2 separate regions of the Homo sapiens genome follow, and region 2 is linked to region 1. Evidence: chromatin contacts called from ENCODE Hi-C data. All regions are on one chromosome and are shown on one strand. Each heading gives the region's core, a stretch centred on a gene start or an enhancer-like site at or near the end of the contact. The rest is flanking DNA. Distances are from core to core; before and after follow the strand shown. Region 1 holds the start of AXIN2 (axin 2). Region 2 holds the start of PRKAR1A (protein kinase cAMP-dependent type I regulatory subunit alpha).

Region 1 (5,705 bases), core at 117-2,616:
ATCTCTTTGGTTCACACCTTTATGTGTGTGTGTGTGTGTGTTTTTTTTTTTTTTTTTTGAGGGAGTCTCGCTTTGTCACCCAGCCTGGCGTGCAGTGGTGCCATCTTGGCTCACTGCAACCCCCCCACCCCCGTCTCCTAGGTTCAAGCGATTCTCCTGCCTCAGCCTCCCGAGTAGCTGGGACTACAGGCACGTGCCACCACACCCGGCTGATTTTTGTATTTTTAGTAGAGACGGGGTTTCGCCATATTAGGCAGGCTGGTCTCGAACTCCTGACCTCAGATGATCCTCCAGCATGGGCCTCCCAAAATGCTGGGATTACAGGCATGAGCCACCGTCCCCGGCCCTTTGTTTTTTAAAAGGAAGAAAAGTTAATTATTCGCTCATAACATAAGGAATCATTCTATAGCAGCAGCAGAATAAATACACAATGCTCTGGGTTTGTGACATATTTTCTCATTTTAACGGAGAAGAGAAGGTTGTGTGTGCCTTATAAACGTTTTTGGGCAAATGTGGGAGAAATTCAAAGGTGACAATGGGGTGAGGAGTTTTCGATACATTAAAACGGCATGCATGCCTTGTCGTTTGGAGTGGGAAAAAAGATATTCCTATCGGTTTAATATGTAACATATGGCAGAAGAGGGGACTTTGGAAGAGTAACGGGTATGCAGTTGTTTGGGAGAGATGGCCAATGTGTGCCGCTACGAGGGTCTTATGGCCAGCAGGTTAGGAAGCTGGACCTAGGTCTTCAGGGCACTGAGGTATGCCTCCTAACTGGTGTTAGCACTCAGGCCTATACTGGCGGATTCACACCCCACTTTCACACATGCACAAACGCAATTCATCCACCAACTGCAGTCCTATATTTACCCGAACTCAGATGCACGTGCACAAGCGCGCACAGGCATGCACACGCCTCCAGCGGCTGGGCCCGAGTCCGCCCTATGACAGCGGGCCAGCCAACCCCAGGGCCGGAACTCCCTTTATAAAGTCCTCCAAGCCCAAATTCCCAGGGAAACTTGAATAGAGGTAGAAAAGCGTTTGATGATAGAAAAAAAAAAATCTGCTTGCTTGCAGTTCTTGCGATGGCCATAATGCTACCAGAAACTGTTGCATTCCAGAGCCGGGGAGAGCGAGGGCAGGCAGGGGGAGGAGGCGGGAGCAAAGAGGCCGGAGAACTTAAAAGAAGAAATCAGAACTCGGGCTGAGAATGCCCTCGGGGCCGCGGGGGGCTGGCAGGGGGCGGAGGAGAGGCCGGGGAAGGGTTAACGCGGGAGCGGAGCGTGCGGCGGGGGCGGGCCGGGGCGGGGCGGGGCGGGCGCGGGGCGCTGTCCCTTTAAGGCGGGCGGCGCGGGCCGGCCGAGCGCGGCTGTGATTGGCGCGGCGGGATCACTGGCTCCGCGAGCCTGGCCCGGGGGAGTCGGCTGGAGCCGGCTGCGCTTTGATAAGGTCCTGGCAACTCAGTAACAGCCCGAGAGCCGGGAAATAAAAATAACCCCTCAGAGCGATGGATTTCGGGGCCGCCCGGCGGCCGAGGCGCCCGCCGAAGGCCCTGCTGTAAAAGGTGGGGGTGGAAGCTCGGCCCCAGCGGAGCCGCTTCAAAGAAAGCCCCCCTCTTACAGGGGGCGAGGTCGCGCCGAGCCGCGGCGTGGGCGCGGGGGGCGGGAGGGGGCCCGGCCAGGCGGAGGCCGGGCCTGGAGGGGGGCGCGGGCGGGGCGGCCCTGCGGAGCGGTGGCGGGGCTGCGGGGGGCGGCCCGGGGCGCGGCCGGCGCGTACCTCCCTTTCAGGACCGTGCGCTCGGCTCGCGCCTTTGAAGTGCACAGTTAAATCCACAGCGCAGTTTTTGTTGGAAGCGCCCGGAGGACATTTGGTGCGCCGAGTGACTGCTGGAAACAGGACCTGCGTTGAAAGCCGGGCCGGGCGGGGGCGGAGGCCCGCTCGGATCTTTTGCATAAAAGGGGCGGCGGGGCGCGCCGTTCCCCCTCCCCGGCCGGTGGCTTTCGCTCTGAACCCGGGATTGTTGTTTCCCGCACCCCCTCCCCCGCCGCACGACTCCCCATGTTCCCCGACGCCGCGGCCGGCCCGGGGGGGCCCGGGGCTGCCGCCGCGAGCCGAGCCGGGGGCCGGGGCCGGGCCCCTGCCAGGGGCGCCTGCGAGGTCTCGCCGCCGAGCGCGCGCGGGGATCAATGGTGAGTGCCGAGGCCGAGGCGGCCGGGCGGACCGCGCGCTTTGATGTGCGGGGCGGCCCTTTGAAGTTGGCAGGCCGGCTATTTCGGGGCGCGCTAGGGGCCGGCGCGGAGGGGAGCGGCGGACCCGGCGCCCAGCGTTCCGGGGGGCTTGGCCGGGCAGCCTTGCGCGCCCTGCGCCGGAGCCCCCTCCCCAGCGCGGTGACCGGGTTGGCGGGGGGCCCAGAGAGGAGACTTATCCGAGTGGCGGCAGTGGCGGGGGCGGAGAGGGGGCAGATACCCCCCGGGGGTCGCGTCGCTGTCGCGGTTATGGATGTGAGTCGGCGTGTGAGTGCGCGCGGGAGTGCCTTTGGGAGGTGGGATGAAAGGGTAGCGGCGCCCCCCGCTTGCCCTCCCCCGCCCCCCGCCTCTCCTCCGCCCCATCCTCTCCTCCTACTTCTCTTCCCCCTCCCCTTTTCCCCTCCCTGCCGCGGGTCCGCGCTAAGGGGCCCACAGCGCTGGCGGAGGCTCAGTCTGCGCGCAGGACCGGCCCAAGTCCGGGGCGCCCGTGTCCCTCGCGTCCCTCCTCCCGGCCCGGGCCCCTCGCCCGTGGCCGCCCCGGCCCCTTTTGCGGAGAGGCAGAGACTCCGCGCGTCGCCATTTCTGGACTAGGCTGCTGCTTTCTGTGCTTTTTCTGCGGGCGCCTCTGCAAACGGCGGCGCCGGGGACCGACCCCCCGCCCGGGCTCGGGGCGCTGCTGGCGTGTCCCGGGGTTCCGGCCTCGAGGTGTGCCCGCCAGGGCTCTGGAGGCGTTCAGTTGCATTTGGGCCGGGGGACCGGGCCGGAGGGGCTCGGAGGACATGAGAGCCTGGCTTCGGCGGCCTTCGTCTTCCAGGTAACGGGGCCGCTCCACCTCCCACCGCCCGGGTAGCGCGGTGCCAACGGCAGCCCCACTTCTCCGTGGGCCGCGCCGCCCAGCCCCGCGGCTCGAGGCTCTGGTCGGGTTCAGCGTGCACCCATCCCAGATCCGGGGTCCCTGGCTTCTCGCCCGGGGTTGCACCCCGTTCAGCCCCTACCCTTCTTAGTTTGATCTTTTCCGTGCTAGGGAAAGCAGCTTGTTTATTGGTTAGATAAGACTTTTTTCTTTGGAAAAAAGACAGGCTTGAAATCAGTAGAGTTTGGGATTCTTGGCACAGGCAGTAGTGGCGTGAGACGGCTGGTGATCCAGTTTTGTAGGTTTCGCGGATCCGGGAGGTGGGTTGGGGGCACGGGGGCGACGGTTCCGAGGCTTCTCAGCTCTCTCTCAAAGTTTGAAGATGAAAGTCTCCCCTGAGTGAGTTGGTTTCTGGTTTGGGGGGAGGTCAGGGAAGACAGAGGTGTTGACTGAGCTGGATTCTTGGTGGGGGTAGGGGGCGCGTAGCGAACACTCAAATCTGAGTTGGGGAGGGGGTGTTTGCGTGCTGAATCTGGGAGTCCGGGAGCCCAATCCGCCTATGCTGGGCGGGCTTCTCTTGGGCCAGGATCTTCTGAATTTTTAAGGAGTGGGAAGAGGGAGCGCAGAGGGAGGGGGTGGGTGGGGAGAATGGGAACCAGATGCCGGGGAAGGGCACGTTTGGAGCTCGAGTTATCTGTGCAGGGCCGAGTGGGGAAATATACCGAAATTGGTTTCACCTGCACACAGCCTAGCGGCTGGGAGTGCGCCTTTTTGGAGTTGATGGTATCGGGGGAGGGGAAGGGAGGGAAGGCGAGGCGCGGGCTGAGCTGCCCTGCGTGCGCCCTGGCCGAGTGGGTTTTTGGAAGGTTGTGTCTTACACCTCCAGTGTCCCCCTGCCGTCCCCAGCTCTTGCCTTCCTCTCACCTTCCCCGCCTCTTTCCCAACAGCTCCCTCCCACCCCCAACCCCGAAAAGTGTGCAGGGAGCTCAGATTTCGCTTTTGAAAAGCAGCGCCTGATACTTTAGATGAGCACCTCGCAGATAGCTGGGTTGCTTGATTTGAATTTGAGGAGTTGAAAAGCCTGTTTACTTTCTTGCTTTGATGTTGGGTAGATCTGGTTTTGATTAGATCAATACCCTTTTCTCTCTCCCCACCTCCCCCCTTCCTTTTCTTTCCAGAGAGGAGGTTCAGATGAGCCCCTGCTGACTTGAGAGAGACAGAGAGACCACGCCGATTGCTGAGAGGAACTGGAAGAAGAAAAATTCCCAGACTCAGTGGGAAGAGCTCCCTCACCATGAGTAGCGCTATGTTGGTGACTTGCCTCCCGGACCCCAGCAGCAGCTTCCGTGAGGATGCCCCGCGGCCCCCAGTGCCAGGGGAAGAAGGGGAGACCCCACCGTGTCAGCCAGGGGTGGGCAAGGGCCAGGTCACCAAACCCATGCCTGTCTCTTCCAACACCAGGCGGAACGAAGATGGGTTGGGGGAGCCGGAGGGGCGGGCATCTCCGGATTCCCCTCTGACCCGGTGGACCAAGTCCTTACACTCCTTATTGGGCGATCAAGACGGTGCTTACCTGTTCCGAACTTTCCTGGAGAGGGAGAAATGCGTGGATACCTTAGACTTCTGGTTTGCCTGCAATGGATTCAGGCAGATGAACCTGAAGGATACCAAAACTTTACGAGTAGCCAAAGCGATCTACAAAAGGTACATTGAGAACAACAGCATTGTCTCCAAGCAGCTGAAGCCTGCCACCAAGACCTACATAAGAGATGGCATCAAGAAGCAGCAGATTGATTCCATCATGTTTGACCAGGCGCAGACCGAGATCCAGTCGGTGATGGAGGAAAATGCCTACCAGATGTTTTTGACTTCTGATATATACCTCGAATATGTGAGGAGTGGGGGAGAAAACACAGCTTACATGAGTAATGGGGGACTCGGGAGCCTAAAGGTCGTGTGTGGCTATCTCCCCACCTTGAATGAAGAAGAGGAGTGGACTTGTGCCGACTTCAAGTGCAAACTTTCGCCAACCGTGGTTGGCTTGTCCAGCAAAACTCTGAGGGCCACGGCGAGTGTGAGGTCCACGGAAACTGTTGACAGTGGATACAGGTAAGACTTTGACGGGGGCGGGTGGGCTGATGCTGTGGACTTTGCAGATGTTTTAAGTATGGTGGATGGGTGGATGGGTGTGCTGCAGAGACTGACAGGTCTGTTGAGTTAGGACTGCTGGCCATGAACCCTTTTTGATCTTGCTTTTTGTTGTTGAAACAGGGGGAAAGCGATGCACATACAGTAAATACCTGCAGTCTTCCAGTGCTGACTTCAAACAGTGGCAAGCAGTATTCACTAATGTGGGTTACTTATTATCCCGGGCTAGTGTCTCAGAAGAGGTTGAGAGAGAGAGAGAGGACAGCAGCTTTTGATGCCTCTGAGTCACCAGATCCACTAAGCGCCGGTTTTGGAAGGGGTCACTTCACCACTAATCAGTAGAGGGTGGAATTAATGTGGCTAGGGAGGCAGCTGGGTTGTGGTGGAGGCACAGGAAATAATATGTGCACCCATTGAGGGGTAAGTGGGATTTTTTTTTGAACTTTTCTGTTAAGATA
Region 2 (5,043 bases), core at 285-2,784, 3.0 Mb before region 1:
ATAATACTTAAAGGCCACCAAGAACAATCATAAATCAGATCTTTCATGCTTCAAAGCATTGTCATATTTTAAGAACATTCAAATGATCAATCATTCTAAGATCAGGTCTTTGGCTGGTAGAGATGAGAGAACTGGGCCTAAGGAGTGAAACTGTGTTTTTGTTTGAAACAACTAATGTATTACGAAAACCAAAAAGATAGCCACCGGTAATAGGACAGTATACGAACAGAAATGTACCAAAATTAATGCAGTCACCATGTAAATCCCTGAATAACCAGACTTCACAGTCTTAATATTTTTAATCGAGTTACCCGGATTCTCTATGTGTACTTATTTGTAAAGCCCAACAACCTAGCCTTCCCTCCCCACACACAATTATTTAACTGCTTTAAAACTTTCGCTGCATTGTCTCTATGTAAAACAAAACACTCAGATTCATTCTTTTGAAAATTCAGTTGTGACAAAATTGTTTCGAAAGGATTACATTCTGGGAAATAAATAAAAACACTTTGAGAAACTGTTCCTGATTCAGACCGCACCCCCTTAGACCAGCCAAGTTACGGCTCCCCTAGGGTCATCTTGAGTAAGTGTTTGCTTTCCTCGCTCTGCTAAAAAGACGGATCTCTTGGGAATCTCTCAAGGAGTAGGACGGTCGTCACCACAGGCTCTGAGCTGAAGAGGTTAATAGGTACCGTGTATTTTCTAGAAGAAGGGCAGGAAAATGCCCTTCACTTCACGTAGGCCACGGTCATGACCACAAAATGAAGGGAAGCCGAGACTTCAAGCTACGCCAGTCGGAAGGCCACAGTGGTGGCGAGGAGGCCTCAGGGGGGCAAAATTGGGAAAGGGAGAGAGGTGAAAGGGGACAAGAGGAAATTCAGGAGCCCGACTAAGACCGTCGTGTTGGGGGAAAGATCACTCCGCTATGAAGAGGAAAGGCTACTGCTAGCAATGACGAGTCGTCAAAAGTGGAGAGGAAAACTACCGGCTTACAAGAAGAGCCAGGACCGGCGGACGAGACGATGGCGGACCCCAGTAAAATAGAGCCGTTGTCCTTCAGGAAATGGGGGAGGGTGAGCGAAGAGGCCGCGGCGCGCGGGGGCGAAGGCGGCCGGGGAGGGCCGCGGAGGGCCCAGGGCCCCAGGAGCCGTGGGGTGGGGGCAGCGAGCGCGAGCGGGGCGGCTGGGGAGCCCCGCACCAAAGCCAACGCCCAGACGGCCTTGAGGATGCAGACTCGGAGCCGGGGGCGTGAGGCCTGCGGGGAGGCGCCCGCCGGGCCGGGGAGGGGCAGGGGGTGCGGCCGTCCCCCTGCAGGTCGCTCCCCGTGACGCCATCTTGGATCGGTCCAGCTCCCGCAAACCGGCTGCGAAGCGACGAAGCTCACCTCGCCTGAGCCCCCGGCCGACCCCACTCACCTGGGGACGGGCGGCGGCGGGCGCGAGGCTGCGGGTGCGAGGCGGCGGCGTACCGAGCTCCCTCAGCGCTTTGCTCCCAGCCCCGCTCCACTCTGCGATAGCGGCTAGGCGACAGCTCCACCGGAAACGGCCTGGCCGCAGCCAATCAGCGTTCGGCTACTGACGTCAATGCGCCTCGCTCTGGCCAGAACCGTCGCCTTAGCAACCTTAAGGGCGCAACAGCCCCAGTTCCTCCCCCCTGGTCGCTCTTGGAAGGACCCTCACTCTGCGGTCGTTCGTCTTCCGCCATTCTTTCCATCTTACTCGTCCCTTATCCACAGCAGTTTCCTCACGCCCGCCACTTCTCCTTTCCGCAGTCTCCCTAGCCCGGTTCTCTCCTCCTTCCTGCTCACCTGCCCCTCCTTACCTGTCCCTCTCTGGGTGTCTTGGGTCGCCTTTGTTCCTCCGCCTGCTCTTCGCTCTCTCTCCGCGCAGCTATCGTGCGCTTCCCTCTCGTCCCTCCGCTCCTCTGTCCACCCCACTCTCCCTCCGGCCTCCCTTGACGCCTCTGCCTTTTCTCCCTCCTTTCCACCCCCTCCCTGGCCGACCCACGTGGGGCGTCTCAGATGACAGGTGGGCGACTCCTCCCCGCAGCCCCTGCAAGGGAGGGCCCCGGGCCGGGGCGGGGAGAGTCCTGTCGCTGCCAGCCCCCGGAGGAGGTGGCGGCCCCCGCGGATCTGCAGCAGCTGCGCTGCGGGGCCGAGCGCGGGCGGATGGCCGGGATGCGCTCTCCGGGCCGCGCATCCTGTGCCCGGCCAGCGCCGCCCGGGCCCCGGGCTCAGGTCAGTCATCCGGTCCAGGAAACCTGAGCCCTGCCGAGTCTCCGCTGGGGCCGCTCTCCCCCGCCGGGGGTGCTGTCGTCTGTGCAGGCAACACCGTCCCTGTGGAAACCAGGCACGGGAAAGGACTTTGTCAGGGTCCAAGAGGAGGCCTGAGTCCTTCTAGAACCTGAAGTGCCCCCCCATCACTCCTGACCTCACAGAGGGAGAAGTGCAGAGCGTGCAGATTGTCAAAAATGCCCTGTGACCCAACAAGAAATCGCAGCTGTCCAGACAAGCTGCACTAATGGGGAAAATTCGGAGGAAAAGCGACTTTACTCTTTCAGCCATTTTTTTTTTCCATCAGAGTATCTGTCTAAGGAGGAAGAAAAGGGAGACGGTACAATTTTAGACACATCAAGTCTGTAACTCAATAAAGAAGGCCCATCAAGGAAACATGTCCAAGTGTCTGGCTAGGGGCTGCTTTAGTAGCATTGTATATATTTCTAGGGCCGTGTGCTTAAAATTCATAATGGATTCAACACAATACAAAAAAGCAAAATACACACATATGCAAGTGTCCAGGAGCTGTTGTAGTAACATTGTATATACTTCAAGGGCTGTATGTTTAAAGTAAATCATGAACTCAACACAATACAAAAAAGTAGCTCAATAGTGTTTATATTGATTCCAGATTGAAATGATAATATTTTTGATATATTAGGTAAAATATTAAAGTTAATTTCACTTTTGTTTTTTAATTCTTAGTGTAGCTATTAAAAAGTTTAAAGTTACACAGATGGCTCCCATTATATTCCTATTGGGCAGCGCTGCCCTCGGAGGCCGACTGCTCCCCCAAATCCACCAGGCTCTAAGGGTACTGTCCATCAGATGATTTATTTAGTTATGTTATTCACTGCCTTCTGATAGGGATACATAGGCGATATCAAAAGGGCAATCAGGCTTACAGGGGGGAATGGAAAAGGGAAGTTTCTCCTTTCACTGACTCCCCAAATGTTGACCATTGGCCCTTCTCCAGGGTTGATCAGAAATGGGGATAAAAGAGCCTCAGTCAGATAGGATTTCACTCTTGACAGTACAAAGAAGGGTTGATAAACTGAACCCTACGCTGGCAAGCAGCAGAGGGAATTTGATAGCATTGAGCAGGCCCGGTCATGTTATGGGAAGAAAATATTGCAGTCAGGTAAATCTGAGTTTGGTTTCAGGCTCTGCCATGTCCGGTAATTGACTTAATCTCCATGGGTGTCCGTTTCCTCGGTCATAAAAGGATGAACAGGACTTTGTTGAAGTTAACTACTAAGGGTATAACAGCAAACACACGTATAGCACTTACTGTGTTCCAAGCACTGATCTAAGGGCTTTACACATAATTAATTTAATCCTCATAGTAACTCTTAACATAGGTAATATTGTTATTGTTACAGAAAAAAACATGAGACATGGAGAAGTTAAGTGACTTGCCCATGGCCACACAGCTAACATGGCTTAAACCCAGGCAGTGATCTTAATCACTCTCCATTGCAGAATAGATAGATCTCTCTCTCTCTCTCTCTCTCTCTCTCTCTCTCTCTGTCTACATATATATATATGGTGTTCAGTACAGTGGGGGATATATTAAATGAATGTTAATTTACTTCCCATTTCTCCCTCTTCCTGCAGAGCTACCCAAACTACAAGGTTAAGTCAGAGTGACACTATGTCCCACCATTAGTGTTACCTTCCAAGTGCAGTTAAGACACTAAGAATAAGGAAACAAGCAAGCTGCTGACATTGAGCTGAGCACTTTGAGTGACAGCTGCTTCCTTGCTGAGTCCTGGCTGTGTGTCCCCATTCAGCTGCATGCAGGCGCCAGTCCAGCCACGGGCCATTTCCTGTGTCAGTCACACTCAACCTTGTTCTAGGTGCCAAATCCTCATATGCTGGGGCTTTAGGAGACATAAAGGGAAATGGGCAGTAGACAGTTGAGCCCGGGGAAAGTTCAGTGAGACAGCTGTTCTGAAAAACTAAATAGCCTCAGTGCTTTCCAAATGGTGCAAATGTTCTTTCAGTGCCACTGTGCCACTGTGAGAATACCAACTTGTTGGTATTCGTAAATTATGTTTCAGAAATGACATTTGTTCCACTGTAGTTTCTGTATGGTTTCCCTTCTCCAGAGGCCTTCTGCCCTTGATTCAAAGGTCTGTTAGCCTTTCCTTTGGACTGTGTCCTTGAGAAACTCAGTTTAAAAATATGTTTCTAGAGTAGTGGGATTATAAGTAAATTTTCCTGTTTAACTGGTGGCTAACATCTGTAATCCCATCACTCTAGGAGGCCCAGGCTGGAGGCTTCCTTGGGCCCAGGAGTTCAAGACCAGCCTGGGCAACACAGTGAGACCGCCGTCTCTACAAAAAAATTTTAAAAATTAGCCAGATGTGGTGACCCACGCATGTACTGGGAGGATTGCTTTAGCCCAGGAGGTCAAGGCTGCAGTGAGCCATGATCGCACCACTGCACTGCAGCCCTGGCCACACAGCAAGACCTTCCCACTCAAAAAACGAAAAAGAAATTGCATAATTGCTGTTACAATGCTTGTGAAACAATACCAAAAACCATAAAAGCAAAATAAACATGAGTGATAAGCAGAAATAGAATTAAGAAAGCTAAAACGTGAAAGGAAGGAATACTTTGGTGGTCCATTTCTTGGTGGTTCTTGCACCTAAAGTTTCCATTGGCTAAACACAGATCCACGTATTTCCAATTTCAAAGTCCATCACCACCTACTTATGGTGTACAATGGTACTGAGTACTTATACTTCCTAGGAGACCCAAAG

What was found. Hi-C counts contacts between places; a loop is a spot of excess contacts on that map. Pooled maps may share reads with other maps.
Region 2: a loop to region 1 is called in a map of CD8-positive, alpha-beta T cell, with 10 times the contacts of the local background. The contact joins the promoter of PRKAR1A here to the promoter of AXIN2 in region 1. A Hi-C loop is called at or near these places in 2 of 168 maps with a recorded cell type or tissue (CD8-positive, alpha-beta T cell and gastrocnemius medialis) and 8 of 50 pooled maps.

Annotation. Positions count from the first base shown.
Region 1 is chr17:65,557,309-65,563,013 of GRCh38, reverse strand. It overlaps AXIN2 (axin 2), which reads left to right and starts at 1,366. Exons shown (of 11, transcript NM_004655.4): 1 at 1,366-1,564; 2 at 4,278-5,208. The coding sequence starts at 4,394. RefSeq lists a silencer at 1,203-1,352.
Region 2 is chr17:68,508,921-68,513,963 of GRCh38, reverse strand. PRKAR1A (protein kinase cAMP-dependent type I regulatory subunit alpha) reads right to left here and starts at 1,534. Exons shown (of 11, transcript NM_002734.5): 1 at 1,416-1,534. RefSeq lists silencers at 1,064-1,573, 1,994-2,353 and enhancers at 1,644-1,733, 1,487-2,060.